Regions from separate parts of the Homo sapiens genome. Here region 2 is linked to region 1. Evidence: read pairs that join two places in POLR2A ChIA-PET (ENCODE). Cell type or tissue: OCI-LY7. All regions are shown on one strand. Region 1 overlaps CPEB3 (cytoplasmic polyadenylation element binding protein 3). Region 2 overlaps CPEB3 (cytoplasmic polyadenylation element binding protein 3).

What was found. Peaks named below come from ENCODE experiments on the same cell type or tissue, not always from the same donor. Only the 100,000 strongest peaks of a DNase experiment are listed, where the experiment ranks them.
Region 2: POLR2A ChIA-PET joins it to region 1 with 7 read pairs; 4 of 35 experiments call an interaction of 5 or more read pairs at or near these places.

Annotation. Positions count from the first base shown.
Region 1 is chr10:92,179,432-92,184,431 of GRCh38, forward strand. It overlaps CPEB3 (cytoplasmic polyadenylation element binding protein 3), which reads right to left. Exons shown (of 10, transcript NM_014912.5): 4 at 1,532-1,588. Among named protein-coding and RNA genes, the nearest start is that of CPEB3, 110 kb to the right of the region's middle. In OCI-LY7, CTCF peaks have their summits at 2,456 and 2,655; DNase peaks (open chromatin) are centred at 2,230 and 2,440; H3K4me3 peaks cover 448 bases; H3K27ac peaks cover 634 bases.
Region 2 is chr10:92,251,944-92,256,943 of GRCh38, forward strand. The region is part of intron 1 of CPEB3 (cytoplasmic polyadenylation element binding protein 3); the gene reads right to left. Among named protein-coding and RNA genes, the nearest start is that of CPEB3, 37 kb to the right of the region's middle. In OCI-LY7, no CTCF peak of the experiment used is centred here; no DNase peak of the experiment used is centred here.

The DNA.
Region 1 (5,000 bases):
TTCCTTCAGGCAGACACACTACCATACTGTTCTTTTCTTTTACATTCAACTTTAAATCCCATAATCTAACTGAAGTCTTTTCACAATTAATTATTGCTCAAGTTCAGCAAGTTAAGCATGTTTATTAATTCCCATCGACTAGAAAAAAAGTTAGAGGCAGCATAATCTAAATTTAAAGTGACCTTTCATTTAGAAGTTAGAAAATTAGAGGTAGATACTTTGGAATTCTTATTGTCTCTAAGACCATCTCCCTAACCCTGCCAAAAGGCAGGGATACTAGCAATCTAGAAAAAAATATGCATGGAGAGGCTTAGGACCTGCATCATCAAGCACTGCCAGTGGTTCTCAGCAGTACTCATTGGTTGCATGTCAGACCAAGGAGATGTGAAATATATATTTTAGAGATAACCTAAAATCTGTTCTAAAGAACTCCAATGACATTCAACATACCTACTCAAGCAAGAGGGAAAGAAATAATATTGTACACAACCCTAGATTTATCCAGTATGTCTCCCATGTGTATTGAGAGTCAGCTTGTATATCTGGGAAGATGAGAGGGGACAATCTGATATCACTCATTTACTAGAGGAGAAAACTTAAAGTCTAAAAGATTCAATGGCTTATACAGGTCCTTCTGAAAATGAACAATTTCCATTTAGAGACTGTTCTTCTGCAAAGGTATCTGATCCATTGACACTAGGAAGGAGAGCTGATGCCACCCAGATTATTTCTTCTGGTGTTAATTAATATAATGACTTTCCAGTTAGTAAGTTTTTGCTGCTTTAGAACTTGATCAAACAATTATACTGACAAAACTGTTTCAAACCTATAAAGCTGCTGACATATATACCATGCAAATTCCATTAATGGGAGACCCCTGGATGTCCAGCTTGAAATACCTGGCTATCTACCACCATGAAAAAATTCTGAGTTATGTATAAATAAGTTGATTTATTCATTCACATTATATTCTCTACCCCACTTCCTCTCTCCCTTCACCTACCTCCTTCATTCCTCCAACCCAATGGTATACAGCAGGAGTTGGCAAACATTTTCTGTAAAGGGTCAGATGGTAAATAGTTTGGCCTTTGTGGCTCTGCCTTTGTAGCACAAAAGTAGCCACAGACAATCCATAAATGAATGGGTGTGGCTATATTCCAATAAAACTTCATTTACAAAAACAGATCCAGCTTGCAGAGCTATAGTTTGCCAACCCTGGTTTGAAGCAGCAATTTTCAAACTTTAGCCTGAATCACAATCACATACAGGCTTGTTAAAATACAGACCTCCGGGCCTCATCCTTAAGTGTCTGATTCAATAGCCCTGTCATGGGGCCTGAGATTTTAATAAGCTCCCAAGCAATGCTGATGCTGCTGGTCCAGGGACCACACTTTGAGAACCACTAGTACAGAACAATGGTCTATACTCCTTTCAGCGGAAGGTTAAAATGTAACCAACAATCAAGAATGTAGAAACTACATGCTGCAAACTTGACTGCTAATTTAATAGAATATTTCATATGAAGACTTACTGTTAAGTGCCATAATATTATCTGTTCCTGGATGATGGAAATTTATCCCCATGCGTCCTAAAAAATAAAATAATTTTAAGCAAAAAGAATGTTTAATGTAATCATTTCAAACACATCTTAAAATATAAACATTACAAAAATCTAAAACAGATTAATCTATAACAATGCTATCAAAGGCCAAAGCAGTTACAACAGTTTTAAAAATTAAGTCATAAAACATACACATGAAAAGTCTTAAAGCCAAAGTTTCAACAACAAATAAATAAAAAAAAACAAAAAAAGAAGCTTCTGTTATAATAGTCTGAAATTTAACACATCTCCTGCATTCCAATTTAAACATGCCAACTCCTTGGATTAAACATTTTATTTAAACAACCATTTATACTGTCCTTCCATTCAAGCAGCAAAAAAAAAAAAAAAAAAAAAAATAGATTCAAACAAGTATATAAATTTGAAGCTTAGAGAGAATAAAAAGAGAGGTTTCATAGTGGCTCAAAAATGCAATATAATAATCAGAATGGCAACCAGAAGGAAGACGGTAAAATTCATAAAAGAGACAGAATGGGGGAAAATGATTGGCCTAAAAATCTAGGGTTCTGGTGGCTCTCCCTAACACTAACTAGTGATATGACCTTGAATATAATGCTAATCTCCACATGTTCATCCTTAAGTCTATAACAGGAGTTGCAAACGTCTGCTGACACAGCTGGCTTCCTGTTTTTGTATGCCTCTGAGTTAAGCATCATTTTTACATTTAGAAAGGCTTGTAAACACAACCAAACCAAAAATAAAACAAAGAACAATATGTGACAGAGACCATGTGGCCCGTAAAGCCTAAAATATTTACTCTTTAGCACTTCACAAAGTTTGCCAACCCCTGGTCTATAAGATGTTAAGTCAGAAACAGATGCTTCAACTAATGGCCCCTAGGGGCAAGAATGGAAGATGCAGACATTTTTGTTATGTTTTCTTCATTAATTATTTGGGACAAGGAGGTAGATGTACCAAAAGGAAAATTTGAGAGAGTCTTATATGAAAAAAAAAAAATGTACTTAGAAAGCTTTCTTGACCAAATTCCTTCAACAAAATAGTTATTGAAACAATGCTTTTGTGTAAAGCTAATATCTATAAACTTGGCTCTGCAAGGTTTTAATGTTCAATTATGTCAAGGGTTATCATGAAATTCTCAAAAAATGTTAATCTTATTTCACTACCATTGTTTAAATAAATGTCAACAGTATTTTGCGGAGAAAGTATACAGAAAAAGCTGGAGATAAGGTTAAAATGATTGATTTTTACAACATACACAGTTTTATATTACATAATTGCAAAAGAGTCAGTGATCATTTGATGGTAAACTCCGTTACAGGGGACTGGAGGCAAATAGCATTATTAAGTTCTTTTTGCCCAAAAGGAAAGCATCACAGTAGACAAAGCAGGGCATTTGCCTTAAATAAAAAGGGAGAATCATGAATTCCTAAGCAAATGAAGTTTTTGCCTAGACAGGACCATCCTGATTTCTTATTGCTCCCCAGGCTACGATAATTTGTAAAAGGTCATTTCATATTAAGAGGTAGGGAAGGCCGGGCGCAGTGGTTCATGCCTATAATCCCAGCACTTTGGGAAGCCGAGGAGGGCAGATCATCTGAGGTCATGAGTTAGAGACCAGCCTGGCCAACATGGTGAAACCCCATCTCTACTAAAAATACAAAAATTAGCTGGGTGTGGTGGTGGATGCCCATAATCCCAGCTACTTGGGAGGCTGAGGCAGGAGAATCACTTGAACTCGGAATGTGGAGGTTGCAGTGAGCCGAGATTGCGCCACTGTACTCCAGCCAGGGCGACAGAGCAAGACTCCGTCTCAAAAAAAAAAAAAAAAAAAGAGGCAGGGAAAAACAAAACCCTCGCAAGTGAAGCATCACTTATATTGGTGTGTATGTATGTATTGAATGAGAAAATCTTAAATACATCCATAAATAAGAAAATCCACTAGAATTTGATGGATTCTGATAAAACTGTTCTAACTTTATCATGAAGCATTATAGAGCTTTCAATGAAAATTTTTAGTTTTTATCGTTTCAAACCTTATTAGGAAAAAAATGTTTCATCTCTCTCTGGTTTTGCAGAGACAATTTTGCTAGCATTTGTAATATAGTAAAATTATTTTCTTAGATTAGATCATGTTTTCTATTAAAAAGCCATATGAGTAAAATCTAAAAGAACCATCTATTTTTTATAGATTTCATAAACGTTTTCATATTTACTAGAAGCTAATTATTAGGAATTTCAAAAACTACCCCATTGTTAAAAGATACATGTACTGTATCTATATATAATTGTTCTACGTGCCTTACGTTTTTTCAGTTCCTAAGTCATTTTAGAGTCCCTGAAAATTATAGTTGGCAACAAGTGTTATCTCCTACCACCACCTTGATCAGAACCTATAATAGGAAAAACTGTCACCAGAACAAGGCTTTCACTCAGTAGGGAGAAAGTATATTCTCATTTCAACTAGCTATCTCAATGTTCTCACCATCGTTTTTGGATAATCAAGACCTTATTTGGATTCATTATCAAAAAATATTAATATCTATGAAAACTATATGTGATTTACTCTAAACCAGCTTTCATCCTTTTCTGGGGTATTCAAATATAACAATGATTAGCCAGTCACTGGAAAGTCTACCTAAAAGCCCATCAAGACTTCAAAATCACTGCCCATCAGAACTTAAGGAAATCGCATATATGGAGGATCTTTTCAAACTTTAACCAAGGAATATTTAGAGGAGGGTGTGCTATCTAAAAAGTTAGCAATATTCCCTAAATATTTCTAGAATAATAATAAAGGGTTATCAAGGAAATCATGCAAACCCAAATTTAGCTGATCCTTATTTGACTTCTTTTCTTTCCTGTGTCTACCATTTACGGTAAAGAATTATGTAGTTTACAACCACTATATCAAATAAAGTTTTTACATGTTCCTATAACTACTTAGTTTCCCAAATGTAAAGGGGTACCCTTTTTGTCCTCCAGAAGTTAAACATACCTACATGGATCCTTTTTGACCCTTTCCATAAGCTCCTAGAACTTTTCAGCTTGGAAAGATGAAACTGAAAGGAAGCTTGGTAGTTTTCAAATTATTATTCTCTATCGTACGCTGATTACTTCCAACCTAAACTTCCTTATGATGCAGTAAAACAAGAGCCTTAGGCAGTGTTTTGCAGATTGAAAGTATCACTAATTGGTGAAAAGCAGAACACTTTTTACCTTTCTTGGTATTCTCTCTAATTCTTTGACCTCTTTGACTTCAGCAGGTCTCTGGATGAAAGTGAGCAACAAAAGATTTTATAAGAAACTCCAGGCTGGGCACCGTGGCTCACGCCTGTAATCCCAACACTTTGGGAGGCCGAGGCAGTCGGATCAAGAGGTCAAGAGATAAAGACCATCCTGGCCAACGTGGTGAAACCCC
Region 2 (5,000 bases), 73 kb after region 1:
AAGAAAAAAAAAAAAAAGAAGTCACAAAACCAGTAACCATAAGTAAGACAGTATTCGAATAAAAACTCACAGAATGGGAGAATATATGCTCTCTCTCTCTATATATATTTTTTTTCAACAAAAGACTTGTAACCAGAATATATAAAGGACTCCTACAAATCAATAAGAGTAAATATCCCCCCAAGAATAGGCAAAAGATTTCACCGAAAGATATTCAAATGACCAAAAAGCATATGAAAAGGTGCTCTACCTCACTAATCAACAGAAACAAAAAAAGGCAGAATAAAATCAGAATGGCTAGAACTGGAAAAGGCAGACAATACCAAGCATTAGCAAGGATGGGAGCAACCCCTCCTTTTTTTAAGCAACCCATTTTTCAAACAATGCTGGTGAAAGTATAGTTCGGTATAACTATACAACCACAATGCAAAATCATTTAGCAGTGTCTATTAAAGCTAAACATTCACAAACCTTATGACCCAGCAATTTAGCCTCTAGCTATACACCCAATAGAAATGCAGACATGTTCACCAAGATATGTTCGAAGCAGCATTATTCATAATAGCCAAACCTGAAAACAACCCAAATATCCATCTGTAATAGAATGGATAAATAAATTTGTGAGGGACTCATATAATGGAATATGATAAGGCAAAGATAATGAATAGATGCCAACTTTTTTTTTTTAATTTTTATTTTTTGTAGCTGGGACTACAGGTGCCTGCCACCATGCCTGGCTAATTTTTGTATGTTTTTGTAGAGATGAGGGTTTTGCCGTGTTGCCCAGGCTCATCTCAAATTCCTGAGTTCAAGTGATCCTCCCACCTCGGCCTCCCAAAGTGCTGAGATTACATGTGTGAGCCACTGTGCCTGGCCTGACTCCAACTGTATAAAACAGCATACATAAATTGCATGAATGCAATGCTAAGTGAAATGTCTGATGCAAAAAAGTATATACTATATGCTATATGATTCCACTTAAAGTTCCTTTTTTTTTTGAGACAGGGTCTCGCTCTGTTGCCTAGGCTGGAGTGAAGTGGTGTGATGACAGCTCACTGCAACCTCCAACTTAAAGTTATAATAAAACTAATTTACAGTATTAGAAGTCAAGATAGTAATTGCCTTTACAGGGAAATAATGATTGCTAGGGAACATAAAAGGGGACTTCAGTGATGCTGGTGACATACTTATTCTGTTTGTTGAACTGGGTGTTCACTTTGAAAATTCAGAAAACTAGGCTGGGCACGGTAGCTCACGCCTGTAATCCCAGCACTTTGGGAGGCCGAGGCAGGCGGATCACAAGGTCAAGAGATTAAGACCATCCTGGCCAACATGGTGAAATGCCATCTCTACTAAATATACAAAAATTAGCCAGGTGTGGTGGCACACGCCTGTTGTCCCAGCTACTCGGGAGGCTGAGGCAGGAGAATCACTTGAACCCGAGAGGTGGAGGTTGCAGTGAGCCGAGATCGCACCACCGCACTCCAGCCTGACAACAGAGCAAGACTCTGTCTCAAAACAAAAAAAAAAAAAAAAAAAAAGAAAAGAAAGAAAAGAAAATTCAGAAAACTAAACATTTATTTTTTGTGTAATTTTCTGTACATGTTATACAGTACTTCCATAAAGTTTACAAAAATACAAATAGAAAAATTAGCCAGGCATGGTGGCATGTGCCTATAGTCCCAGCTACTTGAGAGGCTGAGGTGGAATCATCACCAAAGCCCAGGGAGTTTGAGGCTGCAGTGAGCTGTGATTGTGCCACTGCACTACAGCCTGGGTGACAGTGAGACTCTGCCTCAAAAAAATTTATTAAAGTTTACAAAACACACAATATATTTGTAAAGGTAAAGAGAAAAAAATAGTATGATCTGGCCAAATAGGAGGGGGAGCCTTAGGTCTGTGTCATTTAAGCTAAAGAAATAAACTAGGGGTTCCCTATGTGCCAGGCTGTACTAGAGGCACCAAATGTAAAGATTTGAGTTTGTAAAGACTCAAAATTCTGTGGCCAGGCATGGTAGCTCATGCCTGTAATCCCAGAACTTTGGGAGGCTGAACTAGGAGAATCACTTGAGCCCAAGAGTTTGAGACCACCTTAGGCAATATAGTGAGACCTTATCTCTACAAAATATTTAAAAATTAGCTGAGCATGGTGATGTGCACCTGTGGTCCCAGGTACTCAGGAGGCTGAGGTGGGAGGACTGCTTGATCCCAGGAAGTTGAGGCTGCAGTGAGCCATGATTGTGTCAATGCACCTCAGCCTGGGCAACAGAGTGAGACCCTGCCTTTAAAAAAAAAAAAATGCAAAGTTCCTTGACTTCAAAGAGCTCACAGTCTAAGAAAAGAAATAATAATTTTGGTCAATTATTCAATATTCCCTAGGTAACCTAGAAAGCTTTTAAAAATGTTAAAAGCTAAGGCAATTTACATGCAGGAAGTCCACATCTTCTGAGTGATGATCTGTTAAGTAATTCTAGACATGACTAAGTTTGAGAACAGAATAAGAGAAAAGGGAGCAAAAAGGTAGCCAGGTGAGCTAGATGTAGCTTAGTGGACAATCTGGAGAGCACCTTGGGTTTTTTTATGTTTCTCACTCTCTGTTTGTTAGTCTTGGGTTAATTCGTTTCATTCATTCCATAATTTTATGAAGGGCCTCCTGGCCACAAAGTAGCAATTCCAATTTTACCTCCCTTTTTTATAGACCTTGTCTCTAACATTTTTCTTTTTATACAGACAGAGTCTTGCTCGCTCAGTCACCCAAGCCAGAGTTCAGTGGCATGATCATACCTCTCACTGTAGCCTTGATCTCCTTGGCTCAAGAGATCCTCCCACCTCAGTCTCCCAAGTACCTAGGACTACCGGCATATACCACCACACCCAGCTAATTTTTCTTTCCTTTTCCCTTTTCCTTATTTTTTTATTTTTTATTTTTATTTTTATTTTTTTTTCTGGCGATGGAGTGCTGCCACATCACCCAGGCTAGTTTCAAATGCCGGGCCTCCAGTTATTCTCCCGCCTTGGCCTCGCAAAGTGTTGGGATTACAGGCATGAGCTGCTGCACCCAGTTCTCTTGTCTGTAACTCCTAAGAGAATACTGAGGCTATTAGGTAGTAATGTCTCCAATTTCCCTACTGCCCACCAACAAGCCCTCCCTTACAAACTTACCTGTATTCCCTTTCATATTCCCTTTCCTCCTTTCTCAGAGGAAGCTGAGTCTCCCTACAAGACCACAATTAATCCCTCCTTCTGTGGTCTAGAACCCATTCCTTCTAGTTTCCTTGAGACCTAGCTCATTAATTTAATTATTCTCAGCTCTCTCATTCCCATTCCTGGCAGGCTATTTGAAAGAAACTCTAGATCTTAGTTAACTTCCTTACTTCCAGTTAACTCCCCAACTTACTGCAGTCTGGCTTCTGCCCCTACCATTCTACAAAAATTGCTCTTGGTACTGACATTACCAAAGTCACCAATGACCAACTAACACTTTTCAAGTCCTATTTTCTTTGTGCATTCTTCATAAAACACTTCTGATAAGAATTTAAGATGCCTTCCCAAGATTCCAGGCTAGAAGCTAAAAAAGAACCCACATCCTATAACTGCAATTCTTCCAACAAGAAGGCACTTGAAGATGGATTTCTCCCAAGAGCTTCTAGATGAGAACTCCGCAGGGCCACCATCTTGATTTCAGTCTATTAACACCCTGAACAAAGAACCTAACCGTGGTGCACCACACTTCTGACCTATGGAACTGTTAGTTAATAAATGTTGTTTTAAGCCATTAAGCTTGTGATGATTTGTTACACAACAGTAGCAAACTAATACAACACTATTCCATTTTCATTTAAGATACTGCTCTCCTGTATCTTTACTTATCTCTTAATGTTTCTTCTCAATCTTCTGCCCCTAAATACAGTCTCCCCCAGGGTTCTCCTAATTCTGCATACTCTCCCTAATCAATGTTATATTCATAAAGTTCACCACTGTTTAGGTCTCCGGATGAAATGTTTTTAAGCTACAGACTGCTTTTAACTATTTCTCTATCAGAAGATCCTATTAGCACCTCTTCTCCCATAAATTTGCTTGTGCATTTATATTTGGTTAACTTATCCTATTTAATGGCACCACCATCAGTGTAGTCACACAAGTTAGGAACCTGGACATGATTCTTCCCCTTTTCCCTGAGAGACAAGTCCAACTGGTTGATAAAACTTATTAATCCTGCCTCCTAAATTTCTGACTGACATCCTATCGTCTCCATTCACAACCAGTATAATACTGTACCTGAACTACAGCAGTGATCTCCTAATGTCTCTCATCTAGTATTCTTCCAAATGTGGCCTCCATACTAAATCCTGAGTAATCATTCGAACATAGTTTTACCATGTTATGCCCCTTCCTAAAACTCTCCAATAACTTTTCCCTTGCCATGAGGATAAAATACAAACCTTTTTTCTTTTTTTTTTTTTTTGAAACAGAGTCTCACTCTGTTGCCCAGCTAGAGTGCGGTGGCGCATCTTGGCTCACTGCAACCTCCGCCTCCTGGGTTCAAGCAATTCTCCTGCCTCAGCCTCCTGAGTAGCTGGGACTACAGGCACGTGCCACCACACCCAGCTAATTTTTGTATTTTTAGTAGATGGGGTTTCACCATGTTGGCCAGGATGGTCTCGATCTCTTGACCTCGTGATCCGCCCGCCTCAGCCTCTCAAAGTACTGGGATTACAGGCATGAGCCACTGTGCCCAGCCCAAACTTAACTCTTCTACACGTACTCTTCCCAGCCATGCCAACCTAACTCAAATGTCCATTATTTGAAGCTTTCCTTGACCATGTAAGCAGAATTGCTGATTCCTTCCTTTATACAACTTTGTAAGACACATATATCTCTATTACAGTATTTATTCTTCATATTTCAGTGTAATTATTTGTTTACACATCTGCCTTTCCTAGAAGACCTCCAGGTTTGGGACTATATTCATCTTTGTAACCCAGGTACTGGGCCTAAAA